Regions from separate parts of the Homo sapiens genome. Here regions 1 and 2 are each linked to region 3. Evidence: read pairs that join two places in POLR2A ChIA-PET (ENCODE). Cell type or tissue: GM12878. All regions are shown on one strand. Each heading gives the region's core, and the rest is flanking DNA. Links, peaks and the distances in the headings are about the cores only.

Region 1 (10,356 bases), core at 2,613-7,612, 520 kb before region 3:
TCAAGTGCTGGTGGTAACTTCACATTCCTTCAGCATATAAGGATTTTGTAGAATACACTGCTGATGTTTTCCTCTTTGGTGTTCCAAGTTAATTACGATTGAATCTTGACTACCTTAAAAGTACACGTTGTTTCTTTTGTCCCCAAATCGGTGGTTGACTAAATGCCACAGTAAAATAACATTATTAAGTTGTGTTAATATTTAATGTCTTCTTTGAGGAGTTAAAATTACAATGAAAAAATTAAAGTTACTTCTCAGTTTTCCTCGAAGAAAGAAATACAACACAAGAGCTCCACACCTCTGAGATCTCCCACTGTCAGTGAGGGATGGATGCAGACAGAGCTCTGCTCTCAGACCGTCTCCTAGCAGCCTGCTGGAGGAGCTTGGGGAAGTAGGAGGTGCATTCTGTGGGGTCTCTCTGGAAAGGGTCTGGAGAGTGGAGTGGGCCCAAAGGAAGGGAGAGATGTGACACAAATGAGAGCAGAACAGTCAATGCAGAAAGAGAAGTTGGAGCCAAAGCCCTGAGTTGGGGAGAACCCGGGAGCTGATTGGGCAGCAGTGAGTGGACTTTTGTGGTCAGAACACAGGCTCAGGCCAGGCAAGGAAGAGGAGCAGGAAATGAACTGAGCAAGGCAGGGGCACTTGCTTGTGGGATGGCTCAGTGCCAAGGCCCGATCTCCTTCTGCAGGTAATGGGAAGCTAGAGAGGGTTTAAAGCAGGAATGAGGTGGGAAGGCACTCAGAGGAGACTGATGTTACCGGAGACATACTTGTGGAATCTCTGGCAGCAGTGTGTGTGATGGGCCAGGGCTGGGGCTGAGTGAGGGGATTTGCCAGGCAGGGAAATCAGCTGGGGGCTGGCAGCAACAGTCCTCTCCAGCTGCTCTCAGTGGGGTTGGGATGGAGAGGAGAGGACTGATGTATGAGAATACTGGTTGGGGGTTGGGTAATCTCAACATGGGGACTGCTGCTGTGGGAGGTGGGAGAGAAGGGAAAGCATGAGGTGACTTCAGAGTTTCAAACCTGTGAGGTGTCCAGGGGAAAATAACAAGGCATGCCTCTGGCACTGATGTAGAAGTCAGACTGTGGCATTCCAGGAAGTGAAACTACCAGGAAATCGGGAAAGGCACTCAGAGGCCACAAGTCACTGTGATCCAGGACAAAGTTTTCCTTAGGTCTTGGAGAGCTCAACATTCGAAATGGAGAGGGCAAAGGGAGACCTTTATCTGCTGTGGGAACAGAATAAACTGTCTGGGTTCTGTCCTGCCTTCCTCAGAACGCAGCACAGCTATCCTGGGATCTCCAGTGCTCCTTAACAGATCTAGTTATCGGTCCCCACGGGCACTTTCTGGAACCTGTAGAATAGGCAAGCATTAAATGCAGTCATTCAGACTTCCTCACCCTAACATATCCTTTTGCATAATTGGCTTTAGGTCTAGATTTGATTAGTTAATGATTCTAGAAGGCCTGGAGAAAATAATGCCATGGTTAGCCGGCCCTCCTGAGAACAGATTTCTTATTCACCTTTTTTGCCTGCTGGAATCTCCTGCACATGCTGCAGCCCACACAGGGAAGCATGAAACTCACAGCCTGTTAACAACTCTCTCCCTGCAATGTCCAAAGCACCCTCAGCCCTTAGAAGTATGGACATCAGGGAGCCCCAGCTGCAGGACCCTCTCTGCCCCTCCCTCCCCACTCTGTACCAATCATGGAGCCTGCAGAAGGGAATGGAAGAAATGACATTTCCAGGACTTAAGAGTAAGGTATTGAAATTTGTAGCTAGGAGAAAAAAAATTTGTGGGCTGGACTCCAGGCAAGGCTCTGCCTTCCTCCTTTCCCTGCTCTGACTTCAGGCCTTGAAATGCTCAGGAAAGAGCTCTAATGCTACAAGAGCAGGAGATGCTCAAGGCTATCTCTGCAGCTCCCCACCCTCTTCCACCAAGCGGCCACTCAGATCTGTTTTATATACCACATCGGGCATTTAATGTCAGATTTCATTTGAACAAAGGCCTCTGTGTGGGAAAAACAACCTGGACAATACTTAACTTTAAATCCTGGCATTTGCATGATTCTTAAGTTAGGCAGAGTTCTGGATGAGAGCAGCAGGAGAGGAACCCATGAAGGTACAAATTTGTGAAGCTGCCTTCAGAGGAAGAGAAGATAAGAAAGGTATCTTAGAAGGTTAGAAAGAATCCAGTGATTGGGGTTCTTCCATAGCCTTTCCTACAAGCCAGGGATACCTGAGCCTTTTCTTTTTGCAGAGCTCTTTCACTCTGATGCAAGTTATCTGGTGTGGCTTAGCTGGAAATACTGCAGAGAGTTAGACCGAAGGACTCCAGGATGGGCTTAAGGATGGCTAGATCAGGAGGTCCCCAGGCAGAACCACATACGTTCCACTTAGCAGAGGCAGGGTGCCTCTGGGAGCTGGATGGGCCATGGGGACAGGGCAGGCAGGGGGATGGCTTTCTGGACTTCCCTCAGGCTTCTTGCTTTTCCTGGCACTGGATCTCCCCCTTTCTTGCTCTTTCGGCTTCAGCCACTATTGGCCACCTAATTTAGATGGCCTCCTCCCATTCCCGTCTCCATTTGTGAGGCTCAGAAAACAGTTTCTGGCCAGGTGCGGTGGCTCACGCATCTAATCCCAGCACTTTGGGAGGCTGAGGTGGGCAGATCACCTGAGGTCAGGAGTTCAAGACCAGCCTGGCCAACATGGTGAAACCCCATTTCTAATAAAAATACAAAAATTAGCTGGGCATAGTGGTGCACATCTGTAGTCCCAGTTACTCTGGAGACTGAGGCAGGAGAATTGCTTGAACCTCGGAGGTGGAATTTTCGCAGTAATGCAGTGAGCCAAGATCACACCACTGCACTCCAGCCTAGGCAACAGAGTGAGACTCCCTCAAAAAAAAAAAAAAAAGAAAAGAAAAGAAAAGAAAGGAAAACAGTTTCTGCTTGAGTTGATACAGGATAAGAGAAGGCACTGAGCAAGGAATTTTAAGGCGTGCCAGATTTCATGCCTGTTGTCAGTGTTTTGGTTCAAGAAGGATGACTTCTTGGTAGAAACTTTCTTATGAAAGAAAATATGTAAGACCTTTAAAGGGGATAGTGGGTAGGCAAGCAGGCAGATCGGCTGTGGCTCTTTTTCTTGGAATACTGTCTCCAAGTAGTTCTGGTCCCTCTCTCCTAGAAGGCCCCTTGCCCACAAAAAGTCATGTAAAACTTCTGCTCATCCTTCCAAATATGGACATTTAGCGGGAATGCATTAAATCCCATCTTCTCGACAGCACCCTTGCCCTCCAGGATCTCCCCATTCCCTGAGCCGCTGCAGCATTTGGTTATTGTATCATCACAGAGCCTTTGCTATTCTACGCTTTTATCATTTTCCCTTTCCTGTGCTTTAGTTCTCTCTTCCCAACTAGCCCTCATGAACTTAGAGACTGTTTTCTATTAGGTACACAGTGGGTGCTCAATTTGTGTTAATGGATTGATTTTTCACCATAGTCAGGTGGCAAAAGAAACATGAGAGTACGCTTTGAAATAAGAAAGCTTCAGAACAAGCAGGCAGACCCTCTCTGCTGGAACCAGCTCAAGGGACAGCGTTTTTCACTGATTCATACCAACTAGGGTGGCAGTCTTGCTGACTCGCACACTGTCCGGGTCTGGTAGGCTGAGTTTGCAGCCTGTAGTGTTGGGTCCCTCCTCACTCTTACCTCTGAAGTCAGGGTCTTGGATTACAGGACCAGAAAGCCAGCCTGGGGCTGCAGGGACCATGCCCCTGGGTTATCTGGGAGACACCAAAGGAGCCTCCTGTGCTTGGCATGGTGACCCATAGAGACTGGAATAACAATGGTGTTTAGGAGGGAGGTGGAAGAGGGGAAGTAGGAGCGAGATGTAGAAAAATGAGACTCAGAGGTTAGAGGAGGGAGCAGTAGGCAAGTGGCATTGTGAGGTTGAGTCCAAGCAGCCATGTAGCCAGGGCAAGGCAAAGAAGGAAAAAAACAACATCTGCACACATGTATACATGTGTGCATCATCGTCACCCACACAGAGCCCGTGAGCCAGCATGAAAGGATGAACACTTCTCATATGCCCCGACCCTTGAGCAAACAGGGAGGGAAGCCTGGGAGGAGAGAGATAGAAAGGCCTGGGTCACTGTGACATTTTCCAGTGGCCCTATGGAGTGAGACAGCTCAGTCAGCAAAGCCCCAGCCCTGTGGGACTTCACACTGAGTCACAGATGATTCCACTCCTGGAACCTCTAAGGCTGCCCACCAGTCTCAGACCCGCAGCAGGCCCTGTGCTTTTTTCAGTTCCTGCCAGATCACAGAGTCAGGCACTAGAAGGGCTCTGCAAGTACTGACTGCCTCCCCCTTCCTCCTGCCTTCCAGTAGGCTCTTTCCTAATCGACTCAGGTATATCGCCTTCAAAGTGCCCTTTCTGCTCTGTGGTGCCAGAGCCTGGCCCCAGACTCAATATTGTAGATGTACCAAGTACCTTTTTCTAAAGAAGAATGACCCAAAAAAGTTAAGAATCACTTTACTAGAATATATCCTCCTACCTATCTCCAAGCCTGGCCTAAATTCCTCTTCAGATGAGTTAAACTTATTTGCCTCCATCATTTCTTTTTCTTCTTTTTTTTTTTTTTGTTGTTGTTGTTGTTGTTGAGACAGAGTTTCACTCTTGGCGCCCAGGCGAGAGTGCAGTGGTGGTGCAATCTCGGCTCACTGCAACCTCCGCCTCCCGGGTTCAAGCGATTGTCCTGCCTCAGCCTCCTGAGTAGCTGGGATTACAGACACACACCACCATGGCTGGCTTATTTTGGTATTTTTAGTAGAGATGGGGCTACTACATGTTGCCCAGGCTGGTCTTGAACTCCTGACCTCAAGTAATCTGCCCGCCTTGGCCTCCCAAAATGCTGGGATTACAGGCATGAGCCACCGTGCCTGGCCATCCATCATTTATATGTGTCTACTTTAAAATTCTAAATTGGGGCTAGGCACAGTGGCACATACCTGTAATCCCAGCACTTTCGGAGGCCGGGGCAGCCAGATCACTTGAGCCCAGGAGTTCAAACCCAGCCTGGGCAACATGGGGAGACCCTGTCTCTTCAAAAAAATTTAAAAATTAGCCAAGTGTAGTGGTGCATGCCTGTGGTTCCAGCTACTGAAGAGGCTGAGGTGGGAGGATCACTTGAGCCCAGAAGGTCAAGGCTACAATGAGCCATGATCATGCTACTGCACTCCAGCCTAGGTGACAGAGTGAGACCTTGTCTCAAAAAAAAAAAAAAAAAAAGCACAAAACCAAAACTCTAAATTGTTTTCTGACCCCTTCTCTTACTCCTACTTAAGATAGTCTATAGATTTTTCTTACTATTTAAGTATGAGATGAGAAGTGGTCAGATCAAGGGTATTCAATCATTCACTTGTTCATTCATTCAACAAATACTTAGAAAGTGCCTGTCCGCCAGGCTTGTTTCATGTGCTAGTCCAAGCCACCACCATCTCTCCCCAGACTTCTACAGCCTGGTCTTCCTGCCTCTATTTTTGTTCGTTGCAATTCAGGCTCACTTCTTCAGGAGTAAAACAGATGATACTGCTCTTCTGCTCAGAACTCTCTCTTGGCTTCCCATCTTAATCTGGGTAAAACCCAGACTCCTAAGGCAACATATAAAATCCTACCCAGTCCAGCCCCTGCCGCTCCTCCCCTAGCCACTCCAGCCATCTTTGGGGTTTTCCAACTCCAGAGCCCATTCCAACCTCAGGGCCTTTGCAGTAGCTGTTCCCTCTGCTTGGAATATTCTTCCCTTGTCCTGCATGGCTGACTCCTTCATATCATTCCAATCTCAGCTTCAGTGTCATCTGCACAGGGGGCCTGCCTTGACCTCTCAGACTACAGTAACCACCCAGTTATTTGCTATCATTCACCCCACTGGTTTAATTATCTGCATAATTTTATTTATTTGTTATTTGTTTCTCTCCACCGGAATAAAAGTTCCAAGAGAGGCCGGGCGTGGTGGCTCACGCCTGTAATCCTAGCACTCTGGGAGGCCGAGGCAAGTGGATCACCTGAGGTCAGGAGTTCGAGACCAGCCTGGCCAACATGGTGAAACCCCTTCTCTACTAAAAATACAAAAATTAGCTGGGCGTGGTGGTGCATGCCTGTAATCCCAGCTACTCGGGAGGCTGAGGCAGGAGAATCGCTTGAACCCAGGAGGTGGAGGTTGCAGTGAGCTGAGATTGCACCACTTCACTCCAGCCTGGGCAAAAGAACGAAACTCTGTCAAAAAAAAAAAAAAAAAAAAAAGTTCCAAGAGTGTAGGATTTTTGTCTTGTTTGTTTGCTGCTATATTCTCAGAACTTGGCACATAATAGATTCTCAATAAGAATCACTGTTTGATGATCAATTGAATGAATGAATTGAGGAATGTATCTATCAAAGTAGTTAAACCCAGTAAGAAGCTTAGTGTTTTTCAGATCTACCTGGTGGGGGAGCTGTTTGGATTTTATGTTATGAAATTGCCCTGAGGTCACAGCATTTTCTTATTATGGCAGATTAAATCGCCTGCCTTAGTCCTGACTTCTTCCTAGAGACATTAATTCAAACAGCTGATGAGGAACTGATGAAGCATCTACTAAGACTGGCCACTGTAGAAAATCCTGGACTAACTCTGTGTCTCCCTTGTCACTCCATACTGGATCATGCAGGATGGAATTTCTTGAGCAAGAGTTTCATCCATAGGGACCCACATGCCTAGCACAGGGCCGGCCCTGGGAAGTGCCCAGCAGGTGGATACTTGTCAGTTGCTTATCAGGTCCCAGGTGAGAGACCAGAGCCAAGGCTACATGAATCGATCTGGAAGGCCTAGGGGAGGTGGCCCCTTCCTCCCAGAGCCCCGTCTGCTCTTTCCCACTCTGAGCAGGCCAGTGGGGGGACAGGGGAAGGAGAACCTCATCACCTCCCTCTTGATGCTCCTGTTTCATTTTATCCCCTTTGATCCTCACAACACTGTGAGATACTTTATTATTTCCTCCATTTTATTTATATTTTTATGTTTTTAAAGGTGGGGTCTCATGGCATCACTCTGGCTGGAGTACTGGTGGCTGTTCACAGGCACACTTGTAGCTCACTGCAGTCTTGAACTCCTGGGCTCAAGGGATCCTCCCACCTCAGCCTCCTGAGTAGCTGGGATTATAGGGACCTACTATACTTCCTCCATTTTAAATGTGAATATGCAGAAGTTCAGAGAGTTGAAGGAATGGGCCCAACGTCCCAAGGCAGATAAGTGTCAGAGCCAGAGTTGGAGCTCCGGCCCCTGTGGTGACAGAGGCCTTGCACTCTCAGATCCTCTCTGAGACAGGGAAAGGAGTCCAAACCTGGCATCTAGTTTAGAACCCAGGAGTTAAGAGAAAGGGGTGCATTGAAGGTCTTCTAAACTCACTGTTGTGTTTGAAAGAAGACACTGGAGTCAGAGTGTAAGAAAATGGGTTGGGGACCAGAGCTGAGATACCAGAGTGTGCCCTGGGGAAAGGGAATAGAGGGCAGATGCAGCAAGAGGCGGCAGGTGGTCCTCTGTCAAGGCTGCTGCTGTTCCTGTTCTCCAGTGCCCCTCCTAAAGGGAGGGAATCCCAGGACTCGAGGGTTTTAGAGCCTCTGACTTACAGATGTGGAAACTGAAGCCCAAGAAAGGTAAATGATTTCCCCAGTGTCACATAATGAGTAGAAAAACGAGGTCTACAACACCCACTCCTGAGGCCCAGGACAGTACCTCTCTACTGTCCCCCAAGCCTTGATTTATACAGAGGAAATGACAGAAATGTAGGGATGCCCCCTGAGAATAATCCAGACTCGGGTAGAGAGGAGCTGGCAGGGGTGAGATGGGGTGGTGTGGGGTAAGGGCAGAGAAGATGGAACACTGCCTTGAGAAGAGGGCTTGGAGGAACTCCAGCAACACTGGGGTGGGAAGAACTAAGTGTTCTGTGAAACCAGCCATCTCTCAGCAGTCAGCAATCAAACCACACCCTGAGTCAGCCCGGGATTCCACTGCCTTGGTCTCTCTGGGCCTCTCTCCGTAGCTGGCTGTGTGTTCTTCAGTATTGTCAGTGGGGCTGCAGGGGAGGAAACAGAAGAGGCTAGGAATTGTGGTCCTAACCCACTGTGAACCAGTGGAGGGTGAGGGGAAATGCTTTTGAAGGAAGATAGTTATGTGGGAGCCAGTTATCTGTTTTCTTATTTATTCCTTCAAAATAAAGAGATTTGATCAAGGTAGGCCCCCATTCCTGCCAGCTGCAGTGGGTGGGCACGGTGGAGCTCCGGTTGCCGCATTCCAAGTTGCGTGTGCCATCAGTTGCTGTTCCAGAGAGCCTGGGCCCCCTGACGTTCACCTGCATCTCAGCGAGTGCGTCACTGGCAGCGGCTCCCATGATGTGCAAAAGCAGGTGCAAACTAATGCTCCCGTCTTCGATCTGCTGGCCAGTTATGAGTGCCAGTGAGTACCCTGGCTGGGCCTGGTTGCTGGGGTGATGGGATTGTTACCATGGCCTCCCAGTGACTAATCCCCAGAGAGACAACAACAGGCTCCTTTCGAGGAAATGAGGGTCATTTTTGCATCATTTTGCCCTGACTCTTGCTGCTTCTGAAAGCCGAGCTCTCTGGCCAAGGCGACTGACCCCTGTGGGTGATGATAAGCCCTCAGTCTGAGGCTTAGGCCATCTGGTGCTGACGCGGCTGCAGGGTGTTGTCTTCCCTGTTAGTCAGGGCAAGCCTGGTGCCTGGTGATCTTCCTTCTCCAGCTCGTGGCCTCGGCTCTCCTCTTCTGTGCTTTCCTTTTCCTCAGGAACTTTCGCTTTCCTCAGCAAGGCCATATCACAATGCAGGATTTCTCTTCACTGTGGTGAGCAGGCTTCCTTTTTGAACCTAAGCCAGTTTCAGGTGTTAGGGTCACTACTCTGTCAGGGGTGGCAAGATGGGCCCCCCCACCTTTCTCGTTCGTCCCTGGTTCAGTGAGGATGACTCCTCCAGCCCCAGCTTCAGGCCTGACTCTATTGGGAGCATCCCTCCTGAGCACCCCAGCCAGCACTGGCACCTGCCCTTTGCCCTCCTGAGTTCACTCAGCCACAGACTTCTTCCATCCCAACAGCCAGATGAAGGTCAGACCCAGGCTGTCATGACAGTGCTGCCCGAGAAGTTCTGCAGGGCAGGGGTGGGGCCCAGGAGAGGCCTCTTCACTGGCCACGGTGGCGACCCCTCCCTCACCATCCTGCTGTTATCCAAGGAGGCGTAAAGGGTGACATCAGAGACCTGGGAAGCCCTCATCCTACCCACCAAACTCCAATTCTGTTCTCAAATCTCCCAGAAGATGCTTGGTGGATTGTGAAAGCCTGGGCTTCCTTGTTTTTGCTGCTCTATTTTGACTACAGCAGTCCCCATGGCAAGACCTCTCATGGGCAGAAGAGCAGAATGGAGAGTGGCTCTGGTGGTGGCGGGCCAGTACAGGGAGGGTTTTTCTCTGCACACGTGGGGCAGGGTGTGTACATTGAGATAGAATGGCATGTTGGGAATCTGTGCACCTTTCAGAGTGTCTGTTTGTAAAGAGTACACAGCCCCAGTTTGGATGTGAATGTCTGTATGAGCGTTAGGAGGAGAATGGGATTCAAGAGATGTGCTCTGACCTGTTCACTGATGCATCATGATGAGCTAAAAGTAAGAAATCCCTCCCTGAATGTCAAAATGGCCAGGAAATCGTTGCTGTATTTCAGTAATTGGGTTTGTCAGAAGTGAATTTCTTGTGAGGCTGATCTACAGGAGCAGAGGCAGAGAACAGCAGGTGGGAATCAAAAACAAAGAATTGGCCTTGACGGCAACTTGTCTTCTCCCTCTCTGCCTCCTCTTCCCTTGTTCCTTTCCCCCTCTCCTGCTTCCTCACCTCCAGCTGAAGTACTGAAGTTACTGGAGTACAACCAGGGCTGTCAGCTTGGGGTGTATCTTGAAATGGACTTTCTGAAGTATTTTCTGGGGTTTCAAGCATGAAACAGCTGGTGTTTTAGTCGGGGTATAGATTTGGCATCTGTAAGAGAAGTTAATAGTGGCTTAAACAAGTCAGTAGCTTATTTTTTCCTCACACAGAGCACTCAGTAGACTAGTGTGATGGTCCGTATGATTAGGGGCGCACACCTTCTTTCTTGGTGCTCTGACATTTTCAAGACACACCATCCCTCACATGGCCCCAGATGGCAGTGCCAGCTCCCACTGCCATGTCCACAATCTGGTGAGCCGGAAGGCAGGAGGGAAGGGCCAGCCTGGAAGTCACATGCACCACTTCCATGGATCTTATCAGCCAGGCCCTCGTCATCTGCCACAG
Region 2 (10,356 bases), core at 3,194-8,193, 120 kb after region 3:
ACATAGCGAGGCCTCATCTCTATTTATTTATTTATTTTTTATTTTTTACAAAGAACAGTAAAATGGCAAGTGCTTATAACTTTTAGACTTTGCCCTGAACATTGCCTCTTCTACATGAGGACATGTATATTTGAGTTTCAAGATATATTTGTTTCACAAAACTGCAAACACGCAGAAAAACGTACCTTCTAACAGCATTTCTGGAATGTCTGCTTGATATCTAGGTCCCACTCTGATTTCACCTTTGTCAGCTAATAGTGTTTTCAATGAGGGGTCATAGACCAATGAGTAGAAGAAGGTATCCTGAAAAATATGACAAAATACATAGGTATACTTAATTCCTTCTACTTCTTATAAAGCATTAAAATCAATGTTGCTACAATGAACATATAAACCCCAGAGAGTATATAAAATTTCATTTTGGTGAATAAACTCATAAATCTTTAAGGAGAGCATGGTGTTACCGTCATCATGTAAAACAGTACAAAATTAAATCAAGCCAAAAGAAACAGCTTGAAACAAAGTAGATTATAAAGTTCTATTATTTGTTTTAGTCTAAAAGAAAACCATTTGCTCTCTAAAGCAGAGTTTCAAGAGCTAGCAAAATTAAACCATAACTCCAAGGTAAGACACCTAAAGTCAAATCATCTTATAAACTTCTGAAGTCCACACCAAACAGAAGGGAAGACTTCACAGATACCAGGTACTCTTACTTTTGTAATGTCCATCCCAGCTTTTAGTCAAAAGATTAAAAAGTATACATATCTCACATTAAACTGCATGAGTTGAACTTACATGTGGTTTACTGTTATAATAATACCACTTTGTAAATATTTAATTAAACATGTATTAACTATAATTCTGCAGTTAAGTACTGAGGCATACATATATATACATATAGACAGATATACAAACATAGCTATATACATGCTCACCAACAGCATACACACCAAAATTTCCAGTCCTCCCTTACAAAGCTCCTATGTCCTTGTTTCTGAGCCTAATGGACAAAATGACCTGGCACCAGTCCTTTGCTGAATTCCGTATAACCACTAGAGATTATCTGAACCAGAAGCAGAAGTCCCATCTTCTGCTTTCCACTACGATCCCAAAGGTTATCGGCTGCCCAGTTCTCTGTATTATATCCTGGAAGGACCTGTCCCTACTACCAGAACTTTACCAAGCCCCAGCAAAGGAAACTGCAAATAAAAGATAATCTGTCAGACAGTAAAAATCTCTCCTATGGGAGTTCTTACATACTGTGATAAGGGGAAAGGGAAAAAAAACAGAGTTATTCCAACCACTGAGAAATTCTGTGCTGTATTTTATTCATTGTTCACTGTCAGGAAAAAAGTTTAAACAAAAAAACTGTTAAAAAAAAAAGGGGGGGGGGGGAGACACCAATATGTGACAGTTTATGCATACTGTTAAAGTGCTATCTAAGGAAAGAAAAAATCTGCAGGAATAGATAAAACAACCAGCTTAGGCCAGGTGCAGTGGCTCATGCCTATAATCCCAGCACTTTGGGAGGCCGAGGCAGGCGGATCACCTGAGGTCAGGACTTCGAGACTAGCCTCGCCAACATGGTGAAATCCCGTCTCTACTAAAAATAGAAAAATCAGCCGGGTGTGGTGGCAGGCACCTGTAATCCCAGCTGCTCAGGAGGCTGAGGCAGGAGAATCACTTGAACACAGGAGGCAGAGGTTGCAGTGAGCCAAGATTGCACCATTGCACTCCAGCCTGGGGGACAAGAGTGAGACTTCATCTCAAAAAAAAAAAAAAAAACCAACTTAACAAAGCTACAGGGGATGATCATTATGTAATCAGAATTGTTTGATTTTTTTGTTTTGCTTTACAGACATGAGTAATAAATATTACTCAGTAACTGAAGTTATTGCCACTGGCTCAACATCAGATTTTGTTTTTCTTTTTTTTTAATAGAGACGACGTCTCACTATGTTGCCTGGGCTGGTCTCAAACTCCTGGGCTCAAGCAATCCTCCTGCCTCAACCTCCCAAAGTGCTGGGATCACAGACATGAGCCCCCACATGAAGCCACCATCAGATTTAAATGCAGAGATACTTCAGTTCACTTTTTATCTGTAAAACCTATTAGCATGGTACTCCAATAAAAACAGGAGCTTGCCATACTCTACAATATAATAAGATGAAATGATTATTTGGGTCATATAAGTTGCTTAAAATCCTTAGATTTCTATGTCCTGATATGGGAAAATATTCAAAATATGTTTGGTTTATAATAGAAGTTGTAAAAAAGAAGAAGAAAAGGTTCCAGATAGGCCAATTTCAAGAACACAGAGTTAAAAGTAAAGGATGATAATTAAAAAGTTATTCTTTGGGTTACCGTCTTTATGCCAATCTCAATATTTTATTTTTAAATTTTTTATATATTTAGGGGGTACAAGTGCAGAGTTCTTATATGCATACATTGTGTCATGGTAAAGTCTGGGCTTTTAGTGTACCCATCACCTGAATAGTGAACAGTGTACCCAATAGGTAATTTTTCAATCCTCATCCCTCTCCAATGTCTATTTTTTTTTTTTAAGACAAGGTCTCACTCTGTCACCCAGACTAGAGGTATAGTAGCGCGATCTCGGCTCACTGCAACCTCCGCCTCCCAGATCCAAGGTATTCTCCTGCCTCAGCCTCCCAAGTAGCTGGGATTACAGGCATGCGCCACCACGCCCGGTTAATTTTTGCATGGCCCAGCTAATTTTTGTATTTTTAGCAGATACAGGCTTTCACCACGTTGGTCAGGCTGGTCTCGAACTCCTGACCTCGTGATCCGCCCACCTCGGCCTCCCAAAGCGCTGGGATCACATGTGTGAGCCACCACGTTCGGCCGAAAAAAAAAAATTTAATACAATGAAATGCATGGAATGTTTTGCCTTTTTCTTTCTGCTTCCGTGAAATAATGCTAATTTCTGGGCATTATCATTATCCATATTATAATCCATCATTCTGTGGGACAGACTAATGACAAAAGCCTATCTAAATTTTACAAAGGTAAGTTATAAAGTCTATTAGCCTTTTTTCTGCTTTGAATATGACTTTTCCTGTTGGTTTTCTTATTTCCTATTAGGTTTTCTAATGTATAGTGGGTTCTGCATGATTGTATCAAACTTTTTCTGTTATATTTTCTTCATTTGAGATAAATGGGCAACACTTGAGTATAAGATTTAAAAAAAAAAAAAAAAAAAACCGGCCAGGCACAGTGGCTCATGCCTCTGATCCCAGCACTTTGGGAGGCTGAGGAAGGCAGATCACCTGAGGCCAGGAGTTGAAGACCAGCCTAGCAAACATGGCAAAACCCCATCTCTACCAAAAACACAAAAATTAGCCGGGTATGGTGGCAGGCACCTATGATCCCAGCTACTCAGGAGGCTGAAGCATGAGAATTGCTTGAACCCGGGAGGCGGAGGTTGCAGTGGGTCAAGATCACGTCACTGCGTTCCAGAATGGGGGACAGAGCAAGACTTTGTCTCCAAAAACTAAAACATACGTATATGTAATAAAGCTTTTGGGGGAGAAGAAAAAAATCATAAAGATTAAATACTGAAGCATCACTGATACTAAAATATGTTTCCCACCATACAAATGATGTTGCTTTAAATGTCACCTAAAACTATGCATACCATGGAATATTCTGCTTATAAAAATTTCCTCCTTTCCATGAAGCGTATGCTCTATCTCAACTTGTTAACTACATTTCTTGTTGAGGTTTAGTGAAAAATATTTTTAACTGACAAAATTTATTAGGATTCCAGAAAGCAGACCACCAAAGGTAAAATCTCATCTGGAAACAGTCTAAAAGAAAAACCATTTATTCAAGAAATAAAAACAAAAACAAAACAGAAAGGGGAGCCAAGCACACTAAAGCATTAATTTCATAAAGTCAAAAATATTCATCTACTATCAACTAAATCCATGTACCATTCTCTATAATGCCATTCATTACCAACTGAAAAACAGACACAGTTTTTGCTCTTATCTCAGATAACCAGAAAAATCAAATTTACCCGAATGCATTCTAGTCACTATACTTTTACTATAATACTGCTATTAATATAATGGTGGAATAATACTTTTGTACAAAAAGAAATAAATTCCAAGGAAAGAGCTTCATGTGAAATAAAGGGAGAAAAAAACAAAACAACTATGATTGTGAATTACCTCCTTATCAAGATATGACAATACTGATTCTGTCTCATTCAGAAGGGCAACACTGCACTTTCCCCTGTTGAAAAAGAAAAAAAGAATAAATGTAACAAAGGCCACCTCACCTTCTCAGTGATGAGAAATACAAAGTTAAGAATGTGAGACTGGTATTAAGAAACTACATGGCAGTTAGGAATATATATTTTTTCAAACCATTTAGACCCACTTTACAATCCTAATGTCAGGTAACTTATAAAATAAGGCTGTCTTTATAGGCATTTCTTGAGAGGCTAGCCTGTTGGAGTAATTGTGTTAGGCAATAAATCCTAATATGCAATACTTTATAGGTAGTTTCTACTTATTCAAGAAAAAAAAAGAGTACAATGAGAACTTCAGACTAAGAGTCAGTTTCTGAACCTATAAATAGATATTATGAGGTAATTTTATAAAAGGGATGTTCAGACAAAGACACCACCACACAAACCAATGGCTAAATAATATTCAGATTTTTATGAGCAGCCACTAACTACATTTAAGAACCTAAAAATAATACACATTCATATCAGGATATAACTAATTCATCTATATTGAAATTACTCTAAAAACTAGTTAAAATTTAAACACAAGGAGCCTTCTATAGAGCAAGGGGCAAAATAAACATCGACAGATCCACGGACCTTGAGGTCTGACAGCACTTACATTTGATCTGAGCTTGGAAACTAACGTCTGTTTTTATAAGGCTTGTCTAGACTCTGAGAAAAACTGAGGTTATGTAGGTAGAGGCATTTATTACGAGCACTTTCAAAATGACCCTAACTAGCCTAAAAAAATCCGTATAACTAATAGAAATCTGACAGGAGCATTTTGAAGATTATTCAAGTTACAAATACTGGTCAGGGCTCACACAATGTTTCTTTAAAATGTCGTAAGATCATTTGATTTTCTAAACAAAAATTAAGACATCTCCAAAAGCCAACATGCAAAAACAAATATATCACATATATATTAAATAAGAAGCTAGAAATTCGTGGGGTATGGTAGCACATGCCTGTAATCCCAGCTACTCAGGGGGCTGAGGCAGGAGAATCGCTTGAACCCCAGAGGCAGAGGTTGCAGTGAGCCGAGATCGTGCCACTGCACTCCAGCCCGGGCGACAGAGCAAGACTCCGCCTCAAAAAAAAAAAAAAAGAAAGAAAGAAAGCAAGCTAGAAAAGCTTGCTGTTGGATCACCAGAGTGAAATACAATTCAAAGAAAAAAATTACCAAGAGCAAAATAAAATACTAAAAGTGCTAACACATTGGTCAAAACAGCTTGCTAAACATTTTGCAACTATATACTCTTTAAATTAAAAAAAAAAAAAACCCCTTATAAAAATGTCTTTTTCTGGTGATCACTGTAGGTTAGAAAGCTTTCTTTGAGAGCATGTGGTATTTCCACACTATCCTGTCAAATCTCTAACGTGGTTACTGGAAGTGTTTATAAAGGTTTTCTTTTTTTCTAACATATTTTATTCAAGTAGATTAGTGAAGCAAAAAAAAAAAAAAATTAACATCACTTTAGCACACATAACAACACTGAAAAGACAACAATTGTGCCCAGCTCACACCTGTAATCTCAGCACTTTGGGAGGCCGAGGTAGAAGAATCGCTTGAGCCCAGGAGTTTGAGACCAGGCTACACAGCAAGATCTCAACTCTACTGAAAATTAAAAAAAATAAAATAAGCAGGGCATAGTCCCAGCTACTCGCGGTTGGGGGACTGCTTGAGCCCAGGAGGTCTAGGGTGCACTGAGCTGTATTTGCACCACTGAACTCCAGCCTGGGCAAAAGAGCAAGACCCTGTCTCAAAAAAAAAAAAGAAAAGGTAACAATTATCTGACATGTTCTCATAACGGACAGAATTGCAACTAGGGAAATTGCTCTGCTGCCGTTAGCACATCGACAGCTGCCACAGAATATCTATGACCTGTGAATATGTGCTCACACATGCAATATGCTTAATAAATGAGGTTTCTAAAAATAGTTTTCACTTACTTTTTCCCCTCATTAACAGCTGACAAAGCAATATTTCTAACATTTGATACTCAATCACCTAGAAAAAAAAATCCCCCTTTTTAAAAAAATAAGTTCTCTAAAGTCAGATTTGCTTGTTTTAATGGGGAGGAGTAAAACCTGCTAAATTTTATTTTAATAGGTACTTTTTTTTAAGGCTAGTCAACTGAAACAGTGATAGTGGAGAAGAAAAAAAGAAATCTGTAACTGGTTATAAACACTACTGCACTATGCCCAGCCAATACCACTGTCTTTAATAGTCCCTTGACTTTTAAGGGTTAACGGACACTGAAAATTCAAACAAACAATATAGCATACTTTAAAAGTCTCTTCCATATGGTCTGAAATAAAAGATTTTAAATTATAAAACCTTTATTTTCATAATTATATTAGGAAATAAGGAAACACAGGTTATAATGAAGTACAAATTGTTTTTGGAAATGCAGTTTTTATACAAAGATGAAAGGATAATAAGTGATCTAAGTTTTAAATTTTTCTTTAATATAGCTATATTGTACATCTCCCCAAATTAAAAATGAAAATCTAACATTTACAATTTTCATGTACATACATTAACAGCTAAGAGGTTGAGTCAGAATTATTTTATGAAGTAAATATGAATATGTAATTAACACATATATTACCATGCCAAGAGTTGTTGATAAAAGTGGTTTAAAAAGAGATTTAAAGCGTTAGTTTCCTTTATGCCAAACAAATCTTGGCTCATAGATAAAAACATGGTAAATTTTAAGCTAACCCCAACCTAAAGGAACTATTATCAAATTCCGTATACAGATACCATAGGCAATTTATACTGAGTCTCAAGCAATGAACCTAATCATGTGTCATGTACGATATTTTAATCCTTAAATAATAAAGATGCCCAAGCATGATATGAAGTGTATCAAAGACCACAACACAAAGATCACTCCAGGCCCATATAATCACTCGTACTACTTTTCTACACAGAACCACAAAGGAGTACAGAATTGCTATAAAGAAAACCTACTTTCCCACAGGTCACTGAAAAGGTTTTCAAAGTATAATCTGTTTCAGAGACTGCGCAGGGTGCTGGGACACAAAGACATGTGAATAAATAATTACGACAAAACAAAGTCACACGTTCAACAGCAGGCGCTGATCAGCCTGGAATCTGCTACTTGCTTAATGGTATGTCCCATATAATCCTACAGACTGAAAAACGTAAAAATGTGCATACAGGTTATATATTTCTTTTATCTAAAGCTAGTACATATTTGTATAAATGAAAGAGGAGGGCCAGGCGCAGTGGCTCATGCCTATGATCCCAGCACTTTGGGAGGCCGATGCGGGCGGGTCACGAGGTCAGGAGTTCGAGACCAGCCTGGCCAATACGGTGAAGCCCTGTCTCTACTAAAAACACAAAAATTAGCTGGGAGTGGTAGCACACGCCTGTAGTCCCAGCTACTCTGGAGGCTGAGGCAGGAGAATGGCTTGAACCTGGGAGCCGGAGGTTGCAGTGAGCCGAGATCGCACCACTGCACTCCAGCCTGGTGACAGGGCGAAACCCCGTCTCAAAAAAAAAAAAAAAAAAAGAAAGAAAGAGAAAGAAGTTTAAATTAGTGATCATTTACCCCCTGCCTGTAGACTTTCTTCTTTTGTTTTGTTTTGTTTTGTTTTGAGAAAGGGTCTAGCTCTGTCACCCAGGCTGGAGTGCAGCGGCATAATCACAGTTCACTGCAGCCTCAACCTCCTGGACTCAATCAATCCTCCCACCTCAGCCTCCCCAGTAGCTGGGACTACAGGTGTGTGCCACACGCAGAGCTAATTTTTTTTAAATTCTTTGTAGAGATAGAGTTTTGCTATGTTTCCCAGGCTGCTCTCAAACTCCCTGGCTCAAGCGATCCTCCCACCTTGGCCTCCCAAAGGCTGGGATTATAGACATGAGCCACCACACTTGGCCCAAACTTTCTTTTACCTTGATACAACTTGAAGCGGGGACTACCCACTTAGAAAAGTGCAGATATCTTAGTGCTGTACCAGACTTACTGAATTTCAATGTCTTGGGATGGGTCCAGGAATCTACATGATTAACAAACATCACCAAGTTTAGTGAACTTTTTTAAGTTCACTAAACTTAAAAAACCATTCCTGGCCCGGCGCCGTGGCTCACGCCTGTAATCCTAGCATTCTATAAGGCTGAGGCGGGCAGATTGCCTGAGCTCAGGTATAGTTCAAGACCAGCCTGGGCAACATGGTGAAACTCCATCTCTACTAAAATATAAAAAATTAGCTGGGTGTGGTGGTGCACGCCTGTAATCCCAGCTACTGCGGAGGCTGTGGCACAAGAACTGCTTGAACCTGGGAGAAGGAGGTGCAGTGAGCCAAGATCATGCCACTGCACTCGAGCCTGGGTGACAGAGTGAAATTCTGTCTTGGGAAAAAAAAACAGAAAAATTCCTATAGATGCAGAGTTTGACATTAAACTTGCCTTGTTCAACAAACAGTATTATTGCTTCATTAAAGAAAGACATTTTTTTATTGACTTTACAAGTCTTACATTTGCCACAAACTCTAGATTCTTTTTTTTTTGAGATAGAGTCTCGCTCTGTTGCCCAGGCTGGAGTGCAAGTGGTGTGATCTTATCCTTACTGCAGCCTCCATCTCCTGGGTTCAAGTGATTCTGCTGACTCAGCCTCTCAACTAGCTGGGATTACAGATGCCCACCATCACACCCAGCTCATTTTTGTATTTTTAGTAAAGACGGGGTTTCACCATGTTGGTCAGGCTGGTCTCGAACTCCTAATTTCAGGTGATCCACCCGCCTCGGCCTCCCAAAATGCTGGGATTACAGACATGAGCCACTTTGCCCGGCCCAAGTTACAGATTCTTAATATTTCTTTGTATAAAGAACAGTGTCAAAATATTAGGTTCTGGGATTGGTAAATCAGTGAGTAGACAGTTTTGACAGCATTTAACACAATGAACACAATGAACAATCAAATAAAAAAATAAAGATCAGAGATGCAAAATGCTTTCAGAAGACTAGATTTCTCAACAGCAACCGCATAAAACAGAATAGCACAGATTCAAAATTCTGAGAGAAGTGATTTCCAAACCAAAATTCTATGTCTAAACAAATCATTGGCCAAGTGTGAGAAATATTTTTAGATATATGAGAATAAAAACTTTTACATTTTTAGAAGACTTAATCAAAAGGCAAAGGTAAAACAATGATAAACTCCATGGAAAACAAAAGTTTATACAAGAAAGAATACATAATACTGACATGTTCATAAAACACAAAGACTGTTTACTAAGTTAAATAAAAGTTGTGATAATATTAGAAACAGATGGCAAAGGGAATAGGGAAGAGAGAAGTAAAGGTAAATTCCTAAAACTGAAAAATTAATAGTAGGAATATAAGAACAGTATAAATGCCAGAAGCCACCATCGAGAGGAGTTGAAAATGACTACAGAGTTGGAACCAAGCAAATGACTGCCTTGGATATTATTAGACAGCCATATCCATACACTTTTAAAAAAATAACAAAATTTAAATTTAAAATGAAAGGGGGTGATATGGTTTGGCTCTGTGTCCCCACCCAAATCTCATCTTGAATTGTGATCCCCATAATCCTCACGTGTCGAGGGAGGGACCTAGTGGGTGGTGATTGGATCACGGGGGCAGTTTCATGATAGTGAGTTCTCACATGATCTGACGGTTTTATACATGTTTGACAGTTCCTCCTTCTCCTTCTCTCGCCTGCTGCCAAGTAAGACATGCCTGCTTCCCCTTCCACCATGATTGTAAGTTGCCTGAGTCTTCCCCAGCCATGCAGAACTGTGAATCAATTAAAAGTCTTTTCCTTACAAATTACCCAGTCTCGGGTAGTTCTATAGCAGTGTGAGAATAGACTAATAAAGAGAAATCCTAATTAAAATACCTAATTAAAATACATAAATTTCCATGACTACCACACCAAGGGAGCAAGGATTATGTACAATGACTCTATATATCAGGTTTTCTCAACCTCGGCACCACTGGTGGACATTTTGGGCCAGATAATTTTTTGTTGTGGAGGCTGTCTCATGCACTACAGGATGTTGAGCAGCATCCCTGGCCTCTCTGCAGTGGATGACAGTAG
Region 3 (10,356 bases), core at 2,074-7,073:
GTTGTCATTGTATGAAATTTAATAATATGCAAAACATGCTATCATTTATGGATTCATACATACGCATTAATTGTATAAAATCATGTATGGGATGATAAACACTAAATTAAAGAGAGTACTTACTGCTGAGATGGAGGAAAAATGGGAAGTGGCACACAGGTGATTTACTACTAGATCTGAAATTATCTTTGTAAAAAAAATCTGAAAAAACGACTATGAATGACATCTGCATGTTACTTAGCATTGCTTTGGGTAGAGAATAAAGGGATTAGTGTAACGAATGAAGAAAATTCATATGGCTACAACATCTTCAAATGCTCAAGAAAGCTCAAAGAGGATGACTTAAGAATAGCATTGGATTTAACAATTAGAAGGTCATTAAATGTGACTTTATTGACAGCAATTTCAGTGAGTGGATGGGGGTGGGGGCAGAATGGAAGCCATAAAGTGCTATAATGGGTTGAGGAATTAATGAGATTTGAAGTAATGGAGACAACTCTTCCCCTTTCAACAAATGTGCCAGTAAAAGGAGAGAAGATAATAGCTTTAGATGAAACTAAGCAGAGGACAGATGTTTTGGTGGTTTGACTGTTCTGTTATTTGGTGGATTAGATGAAGAGATTTTTAAATACAGGAGGAGAAGGGAGAAAAGAAAAATACTGGGGAGGAGGGGAATGATGATGGGGACTGGAATGTACCAGACCTTATTCTAAGCATTTTACACATATTAATTTTTTTAGTCCTGATGAGGGAGATTCCATTATTATCCCATTTTACAGATGGAAACACTGAGGCACACAGAGGTTGAATAATTTGCCCAAGGTCATCCAGCTAGTAAGTGGCAGTCTGGCCTGAGTCAAGACACTATTGCAAGGCCCTAAGGGAGTGGAAGGATGAATGCAGCTCATGGGTGGCAGGAGGGTCTGTCCCCAGAAGATAGAAGGATGCCTCTTTGAGCTGGAGCAATGGCACTATTTCAGTAGGTCTTGGGACAAGGGGAATAAAGCTGAAGGGATTCTTAGAAGCCGCAGCTCTCAGGGGATAAGGACTTAAAAAGTGGCAAAGGATTGGAACAGCTGGTTCTGGAAATAAGAAAATCAAGCTCCCAAAGAAGAACATAGAAAAGGGTCACTAAGCAAGTGGCTCAAAGGGGCCTGGTGAGTTAAGCACCCTGATGAGTTAAGCTGTGGGGTCGTGAGTAGGTGGTGTGGTTCCTCCAGCAATCTCTGCACCCAGGAGCAGAATCAGAATAAACAGAGGGTAAAACCTACCCAGGGAGGGGCAGAAGAAACCTCCTAGGAAGTCCGATGATAAAAACCCAGTCCTGGTATGGAGCTTAAGGTCGGCCCCCTTGAGAGGTATGGCATGCAACACTCTAAGCTACAGAGGAGCTTCCAGAAAGAGGGAGGTGATATTTGAGTTCGCATTAAAAGCCTTAATTTAAAACAAAAAACAAAAAAACAAACAATAAAAACACTAAGAAGGCTGGGTGCAGTGGCTCATGCCTGTAATCCCAGCACTTTGGGAGGCCAAGGAGGGCAAATCACCTGAGGTCAGGAGTTCGAGACCAGCCTGGCCAACATGGTGAAACCCCGTCTCCACTAAAAATACAAAAATTAGCCGGGCATGGTGGCGTGCGCCTATAGCCCCAGCTACTTGGGAGGCTGAGACACGAGAATCGCTTAAACCCAGAAGGTGGAGGTTGCAGTGAGTCGAGATCGCGCCATTGCACTCCAGTCTGGGTGACAGAGCAAGACCATGTCTGAGAAAAAGGAAAAGAAAAAAATAAGCTTAGTGACTCCTTTTAAGAAAATCTTTCAGAAAGCCCAGCAAACAAGAGTCACAAACATGTGTACTTCACAAACACAGGCTGGAGGGGTCCCAAGGGAGCCAAGCTTCACTTTCCCCTATAATGACCTTGGCACAGCAGCTGAGACAGAGTCCACACAAACAGCCAGCCAAACAGCAAACCCCATGTTGGGGCACAGCAGCCTTCCTCAGTGCACCACCTGAATACCCCAGCACCCATCCCCACAACCCAGCACTGGCCACAGCAGGGCACAAGTCACACTGCAGGGTAGTTCACGGGAAAAAGGCTGCCTATTACACCTCATACCTCCAGGCCTGGGGGCACAGGGTCAAAGGCCTCCTACTGGGGTGACCTCGCCTCGTGAAACTTCCATGTCCCCAGGATGTGGCTTATGAGACAGCAGAAGAAGATGCAGACCCTGGGGAAAGGCCTCTGAGAGTCTCAGTGCAGCTGGGGCACAGCAGACCAACTGGCCTGGCCTATTACCTCCCCGGGGCCCTCGGAGCTCAAGGTTCTGAAACAAGGACCACCTGAGGCTGGGCCTAGGGGTGCGTGCACAGTCTTACACCTGAGCCATCATCCTAGTAAAGAACAGCATAAAACCAGGCAAAATTTCCAGGAATTTATTGGAAACACAATACAAATTGGTTAGTAGATGGCATCTCCTTACAGACAGACAATCCACACTGTGGTATCATGCTCAGAACGAATTATCCTGCGGAAACACTCATGAGCACAGGTGCGTGCTCTGGGTTAGCTTCCCTGGCAGGGAAAATCAGAGACATAGTGCAGAGGAACAGGAGGGGTGGACAGAAAACTGGGACATGGCCTTCCTGGGGGGAATGGTGAGGAGGGGCTGCTAACTGAGTAAATTCCCCCAAAGGAAAACAGGGACAACAGTAAAGAATAAAGGCTTCCCCCTCCCTCCCCAAAGCCGTTTCCTCTCTAGGCAGAGTAAAACAGAATCTCCAAACACCCACGGGGCAGCTCCTCCACCTCCCCTCGCCAGGGACTTAGGACAGCAGTGGGGCATAAACACCAGGCTCAGACATGACACCGAGTGCACTGAGGCCACGCACAGCCCCACCTGCTTGCCCTCAGCCCCCTGCTCTGCTCTGAGTGGCAGGGGACTGACCCGGTGGGTCGCCTGTCCCAGGCTCCCAGGGCAGCTGCTTCCAACTGGGTTTCACTACTGTGAGGCACCTGCAGGACTCTGGAGGCCAAGAGGAGGGGAGAGGCTGGGGCCCCCTCTCTCTGCCTGGGGAAATGTTTCTGACAAGAATCATGGCTTCTCGAGGCTCCAGCCCCCACCAGACAGGTCCACAGTGTGGCAGGTCCCCCAGTGGCCTTGGCCCCAGGCTCTGGTGACGCGTCCTCCCCTGGTGCCCAGCCAGTCTCAGGATGGGGGCGGCTTGCTGTTGTTGTTCCCCACCTCTGGGTTGCCCCTCACTCCCCTGTTTTGCCTCTCAGCTTTTCTTGTTTTGTGTTAAACAAATCTCTGGATGAAAACCCCCACTTGAAATCCATTTTCCTGGGTGGGCCCTGAGAGATGGAAACTGGGCTGTGCACAAGGGGAATTGTGAAGGGCAGGCTGAAACCTTCCGGCGACACCCTCCAGTCGGCCCTCCTCTCTTGCGCACCTTTAAGAAGTGAAGGGTGGGCAGGCGATGACTGAGCCAGAGGGGGAGATAGCCTGCAGAGCCTGTGTCCTCACCCCAGGGGCATGTCTGCTGGGGGCTGCGCAGACAGTCTCTGCACGTCCACCCATGTGCTCACTGAACCACAGTGACATGCCACTGACACACAGCAGGGACACCATGGCCCCAGAAAGGGAGCGGGTGGCTGGGAAACCCTCTCAGCACCAAATGCTTCCAACGGCAAAGGCACAGACTAGAGGCGCCTCGGCACCCTTCCTCCATTGCCTGGGGGATTCTGTCAGAACGAGGGGGCAGTTTCCAGAGACAAAGGGAGAGCGTGAAGTCTCAGTCAACATCACCCTCCTAGGATGACTGGACTACAGAACCACGAGCTTTACTTACAAGAGGAAGGAAAAGCCTGCTTGGCACACGTGGCTCGAACAAGCTGCGCTTTTCCCAAAGCCAAATGTCAACTGGGTAGATAGGAGGGGCCTCCCTTCTCCTGCTTCAGACCTGGCCTGACTCCTGTCTCCAAATCTCTTGGGCCTGGGTGAGAGGGCCTCTCCCAAAAGGCAGAGAAAATGAAGCTGGCAGCTGAGTCACGGGCAGCTAATTGTTTCCAGAATCTGCAGTCACCACTTAGTAGGGGTTCAGAGAGAAAGTGAAAGGGTGAGGGAATCATTTCCCCTTCTGGGTCCAAGTACGACAATAAATCCAGAGCAGGGTACAGACAGACAGCTTTCCTGTGTCTTTTTCTTTAGGGAAGAAACATCCACGTGATGCGGCACCTCCTCCCAGGTCTTTGCTGAAGGGACCCCTCAGTGGGAACCCTGAGGAGAACCCCTGCCTGCCACCTCCACCCCTCTCACCAAATGCTTCTGACACAGGCCCCACCCTCAGCGCCCCAAGCCAAGACCCAGCACAGCTCCAAGAGTGGGTGGTGGTGGAGACATCCCATGCTCGCCCTTGCAGAAGCCTAAGATGAGAACCAACTCCTCCTCAGAAAAGAAGCTGAGATGTCTGCAAAACCGCCCTCCACCTCACACAGCACGCTCTCTCTGCCAAGCGGAGCTCAGCCTCCGAGGACACAGACATCTACAGCATCATTATCCTTACCAAGTTACCTCGTGCTTCCCAGGGTGTCAATTCAATTGTAGCCACTCTGTCTTGCAACAGCTTGGCTATTTGGGCCTCTCGTATCTGCCATCCAGCTGCCTCCTAGTAACCCCAGAGATGGCTGGGAGATCAGACTCCAGTTGTCTTTCTTGGGACTGTGACCCTGTGCCTGCAAACAGAGGGCAGGGGAGTTGCCAGCCTCACATCTGCTCAGGGAGCTCATCGGGCGCTGAGCTATTCCTATCCTTGCAGCTGCCAGCACAAGTAGCACAGCTACTCAGCACAGCTGAGTGGCCAACTGTGATGCCACCAAGGGCTCGTGCCGAGGGCAGGTGGGAAACACGAAGAGCCCAAGCCAAAGGAGCAGGCAGGTCCCCCGGGGCCTAGGTCACATGTGCTCACAAGATGTTGGGCTGGAGGGGTGGGGGTCATGGGGTTGGCCACACAGACTCATACCCACAAACACAGTTCTCTCACTCCACACCTCTAGGCCAAACAGAGTCTGTCTGCTTAAAATGAAACTAGGTCATTTGTGACCTGCTGTAGGACCCACCTGGCAGCAGTTCTTCATCAGCTGGTTTGGCTGCAAGGGAACAGGGCAGTAAGCAAACGGCTTGTCACAGTGATACACACGCTTGGCACTTTTAACAACTGCTCTTGCTGGAGCTGTCTGTGACCAAGCAGAGCCGGGCAGAACACCAGTTTCTCTCCAACCACAAAACACAGATGATGAGTTTACAGGCTTATCTTTTGTCAGAACCTCGGTAATTCTGTTCCTTGGAGGAGTAGGAGGGAGGGTCACATATAGGAATGCAGAGGGTAAACAGCAAATTCCCCCATTTCAAAAAAACAAGGATGAAGCCTATCGAGAAAAAGCTGAGTGACGGTAACAGCAAGGACAGGGAAATACCTTGAACCTCATAAACACTGGCGCATTTCTTAAGAAAAATCCATTCAGAAAGATGCCATGGCCCTCCTGTACATATTTAGTAACTATACAGCATAAGACCGAGCTGAGCGGACACATGCAGGGTGGCAGCGGCTCTGAGCTTGCAGCAGCCCCACTGCCAAGTGGCCGCTGTTGCTGGGTGGGGCGCAGGGCGCTGCAGAAGGGAGGAGGTGGAGGGGTTCCCTCAGCCCCTCAATTCTCAGCAGGTCTCGCTCCGTAACAGCGAGGTCTCTGACAAGAAAGCGAGGTGCTGCTGATCCACACGTGGAGACACAGGATTTGGAACGTGCACTCCCACAGTTCCTTCCCCGCCCCATTGCGTCTCCATGGATGCACGCAGAGGTCTCCCACTGAAATGTACTGGGAGTGGGGCTGCCTTCTTCCCAGGCACGGCTGTGAACATCAGCAGGACAGTGCAGCAAGTCTTGGATTGTAGAATGAATCAGGGAAAGCTCAGTCTGACACACAGCACGTGAGTTCTAGAAAAGGGAAGTAACAGTGTGAAGGTTAAACAAGTCCCGATGGTGGAGGCAAGATGAAAGGGAGGATGGACTCACCCCTCCCAACATCACAACCTTCAGGGAAAGGAGGCTCAGCAGTAGGTCAAAGAAAATCTCATGACTAGGCCAGGTGTGGTGGCTCATGCCCATAATCCCAGCACTTTGAGAGGCCAAGGCCGGTGGATGGCTTGAGGCCAGAAGTTCAAGACAGTCTGGACGACATAGCATCACTCTGTCTCTACCAAAATAAAAATAAAAAGTTAGCCAGGTGTGGTGGTGCATGCCTGTAGTCCCAGCTACTTCAGGAGGCTGAGGGGGGAGGACTGCTTGAGCTCACAAAGCCAAGGCTGCAGTGAGCTGTGGTCGCACCACGGCACTCCAGCCCAGGCGACAGAGCAAGACCCTGTCTGAAAAAAAAAAAAAGGGCTCACAATGTAGTTTAACACTGGATCAAAGGGAAAGTTTAATTAGGGCCAATAAAATATATAATTGATACTGAAGGACGGAAAGATCTTAAAAGCTGGGTTTTGAATAGGCGGGTTTAGTGGTCACTGGAGAGGTGCTACAGTACACCAGGCAAGAGAAGAGACTCATGGAACTTTTCTGACGGATACTAAGGAATAGGGAACACAGTTGGCTGGGAGGAGGCACGATCTCATCTGAGCTCATCATAATTAATCATAATGATGTGGGCACCCAGAGGCTATGAACACATTTCTTGTAGGAGGGGAGTGAACTTCACTCTCCCACAGTGTCAGGAACTATTCCTATGCCCCTCACTCCCACCCCCTCCACTTCCCCAAAAACCTTCAACTCTGACCATCTGGAGACTACAGCAGAGACAAGTAAATGAAAAAGCAGAAGTGGCCTGCAAACCACATCACCACCGTGTTGTATTAGAAAGTTGTGAAAGCTTTTTACTTAGTTATTAGGAAAGTGGCTAGGAGGGAAGTGGGGTTGTTTGCTGAGAAGGGATAAGATGCTCAGATATTCTCTGCCCCAGGCACATCACCCTGCTGCCAGGAAAGGACCCAGCAATGCTCACCTTCACAGCCTCAGAGCATGCCAAGGAAGGGCTGCAGGATGGAGCAGAGCTGTGTCTTCACTTCATGAGCTTTTCTAGGATAGGGAAGATACCTGTACCCAGCTTGGTATTTGATATGAGCTCAGCAAGTATGTGTTAAATAAAGGCCCAGATAAATTCAGTTTAGGAATCATGCTAACCTTGCTTTATTGAACATACTGTAGGTTATGTAACTACCTTATTTAACCTTCAGCAGAATCTTGGGAGTGTCAGAAAGGTTAAGAACTTGCTCAAGGTCACAGTAAGTAAGCTGAGGAGTCAAGATTTGAATGTAGACCTTAATTTGTGTCAAGTTTTTCCTACTACACCAAGCTGCTCATTCTCCATCCAGCCCAGTGTTCTGCTAACAGCCCAGTAAGAGCATCCTGACCTCCTCAGTGTCTAAATGGAAGGTTATGTAAGTGTCAGCGTCTCCTAGGAGCCACTCTCTCTTTTTGTATTTAGTGGAGCAGGAGCTCTGTCATTCATCTGTCTAAACCCTTATGGAATTAAACCACCTATCAAAAGAGCTGCTTTTAATAGTTTCCCAAGTTTCTAGCCTGCCATGGTAAATTGTGCTTTTATTTGTGCCAAACTTGCCTGCTGCGGTTTCAGAAACAACCCTCTCCTCCTAGCATCTCAGGTTCTGGTGCCCAGGCTCCACTCTGCCTTCTCCACCCTGGCCACGGTTTTCAATTGAGACAGGCCACCTCTCTGTATTCTGGGCTGAAGAATCCCAGTACTTACCACCTGCCCTTACAAGGTTATCACTTCACTCTCCTCTGCTCAGAGCTTCCCCAGATCCTCTGCATTTCCTTGGAGCAGGAACAAGAGCCAGATACAGAGACTCAGCACAGTAGCACAGGCAGAGAGCCCCAGGAAAATGTCTACATCAATTCTCAGTCTCCTTCCTAGACCATGATGTAGCCCAAATCATTTCTCTTTTTGTTTATTTATTCTCAAATGTATTAACCTATATTTGCCACTTTGGTACGTACTCGCCCTGACTGACAGGCACTTATTTTTTTGTTTGTTTGTTTTTTGCAAAATTTTCCCTAATGGTTTGACTACTCAGAAGTACTTGAAGTCCATGGACTTGGAGATTCTGCACTTAAATCAACCAATCCAATGAAAGCAATCCAGCCAGCTAGCTGGTGGCTTCTGAGTTAGTTTCCTTTCCTTCTGAAAATCAGAGAAGAAACCACAGAATTTTAGAAGCTGGAAAGCAGATAAATGAGTGATAACAGACTATGCACTCAAGACAGACAGACTTGAAGGTTCAGTGTGGAAAGCTGAGTACCCAATTTGTCTAGAGAACCCCAAAGGCTCATGAAATGACACCAGGTACCTCTGGAAGTAGGGGAGGGGACTGAAGCAAGGAAGAGGAGTTAAAGGCTCTTTGAGAAGCAGCTGGATCCCAAGAAGCTCTCCCAACTCCATACCACCAGGCAACTGTCTACGTCCCACCAGTCGAGATATTTATTCTCTGACGAGGACAAAACCGTTTCAGGCCTAGGGGACACGAGGCACCATGCACAGCTAAGGACAAGGCTACAATTATAACAGAGAGAGATCAAGTGAACCTATGTCTACTGAATGGTGAGCCCCCAGCCTTCTTCCCATGAAGCTCTCAGAATGCAGGTAACAAACATTTATCCTCTGGGGAACAGATAGGAAGAAACTTCTCTGGGGAATCTGACAAGCCCATGAGAAAATATCGAAAGAAACTGGCATTTATCGTCCAAACACCAGGCCAACCTGATCACCCTACAGTGAACTGCACTACAGGTTCTGCCAAGAACAAGCACAGAGCTTTCACTCTGATTTTTAGTCTCCTACTTTTAAACATTGTTTGACAACAAAGGTCACCAGGGAAAAAAAAAACAAAGACCCTCTAACAGCAGGTGTTAGAGACCAAATAACACATAATCAACAGAAGAGTACAAATTGGAAGAAACAGAGAGAAGAAACAGAGAAGAATACTTAAACAACAAAAAACATGGCCAGGCGTGGTGGCTCACACCTGTAATTCCAGCACTTTGGGAGGCAAAGGCAGGTGGATCACAAGTTCAAGAGATCAAGACCAGCCTGGCCAACAGAGTGAAACCCCGTCTCTACTAAAAATACAAAAATTAGCCAGGTGTTATGGGGCGCACCTGTATCCCAGCTACTCAGGAGGCTGAGGCAGGAGAATCGCTTGAACCCAGGAGGCGGAGGTTGCAGTGAGCCGAGATTGTGCCACTGCACTCCAGCCTGGCGACAGAGTGAGACTCCGTCTCAAAAAAATAAATAAATAAAATAAAAATAAAAAGCCACTATCATTAATATCCTCAGGGAAGAAAAAATACAGTATCTATGAAACATACATAGTATGTTGTTTTTTCTTAACTGAGAGAAACAGGAGGGGAAGCACATAGAAGGACTGAGGAGCTCTGCTTCCTATCGTGGTAGGCTAATTTGACTAACCCTCCAGCCAGTAACAGTGATAAACTCTGGACGAAATATAAAGAACAACTGTTTGAGGCCAGGTGTGGTGACTCACGCCTGTAATCCCAGCACTTTGGGAGGCTGAGGTGGGAGGATCACTTGAGGTCAGGAGTTCAAGACCAGCCTGGCCAACACGACAAAACCCTGTCTCTCCTAAAACTACAAAAATTAGCCAGGCATGGTGGTGGCCACCCGAAATTCCAGCTACTTGGGAGGCTGAGGCAGGAGAACTGCTTGAACCCAGGAGGCGGAGGTTGCAGTGAGCCGAGATCATGCCACTGCACTCCAGCACGGGTGACAGAGCAAGACTCTGTCTCAAAAATACAATAAAATAATTTTTTTAAAAAAGAACAACTGTTTGAAAGTACTAGAGAGCAACCAAAATCAGGTAAAAATTGGAGGGGTTATGAACCTAGAAAAAAGAGAGACAAAGTAAGAAAAAGTGAGACAAAGTGAGAGCCACTCTTAAGTGTCTTTCCCCATGAGCACATTCATGCAGTATGAGATGAATATAGCTCAGGCAGAAAGCTACAGTCTACTAGGCTGAGGAACCAGAGGTCAGAGCTTGAGGCAGCCAATGCAGCTGGAAACTGAGGGAGGAGATCCTGCAGAGGAAGGAGACACAGAAGGGGGAGCCCTCAAATCTACATACAAACTCCCCTCACATTACTTGCTTATTTCTGAACTATGCAAGTACAGGGTGAGATTCCCAGGAGCCCGATGGAAAACATCAGCTAGAAGGCTCAAGGAGCCGAGCAGTGACTTCAAGAGCTGTCCAGTGCTGAGAAGACAGA

Evidence for each region. ChIA-PET counts read pairs that join two places held together with the same protein. Peaks named below come from ENCODE experiments on the same cell type or tissue, not always from the same donor. Only the 100,000 strongest peaks of a DNase experiment are listed, where the experiment ranks them.
Region 1: POLR2A ChIA-PET joins it to region 3 with 5 read pairs; 1 of 35 experiments calls an interaction of 5 or more read pairs at or near these places.
Region 2: POLR2A ChIA-PET joins it to region 3 with 5 read pairs; 2 of 35 experiments call an interaction of 5 or more read pairs at or near these places.

The regions. Positions count from the first base shown.
Region 1 is chr2:43,267,559-43,277,914 of GRCh38, reverse strand. All of the region lies in intron 36 of THADA (THADA armadillo repeat containing), which reads left to right. Among named protein-coding and RNA genes, the nearest start is that of LINC01126, 46 kb to the right of the region's middle. RefSeq lists enhancers at 3,737-4,237, 4,420-4,469, 4,238-4,738. In GM12878, for the core only: no CTCF peak of the experiment used is centred there; no DNase peak of the experiment used is centred there; H3K27ac peaks cover 804 bases.
Region 2 is chr2:42,634,074-42,644,429 of GRCh38, reverse strand. It overlaps MTA3 (metastasis associated 1 family member 3), which reads right to left. Exons shown (of 17, transcript NM_001330442.2): 5 at 4,194-4,257; 6 at 186-303. Among named protein-coding and RNA genes, the nearest start is that of MTA3, 71 kb to the right of the region's middle. RefSeq lists a silencer at 1,024-1,224. In GM12878, for the core only: no CTCF peak of the experiment used is centred there; no DNase peak of the experiment used is centred there; H3K4me3 peaks cover 799 bases; H3K27ac peaks cover 918 bases.
Region 3 is chr2:42,749,009-42,759,364 of GRCh38, reverse strand. It overlaps MTA3 (metastasis associated 1 family member 3), which reads right to left. Exons shown (of 17, transcript NM_001330442.2): 17 at 2,419-5,991. The coding sequence ends at 5,966. Among named protein-coding and RNA genes, the nearest start is that of OXER1, 9.9 kb to the left of the region's middle. RefSeq lists enhancers at 2,179-2,750, 2,751-3,321. In GM12878, for the core only: no CTCF peak of the experiment used is centred there; DNase peaks (open chromatin) are centred at 5,064 and 6,894; H3K27ac peaks cover 1,803 bases.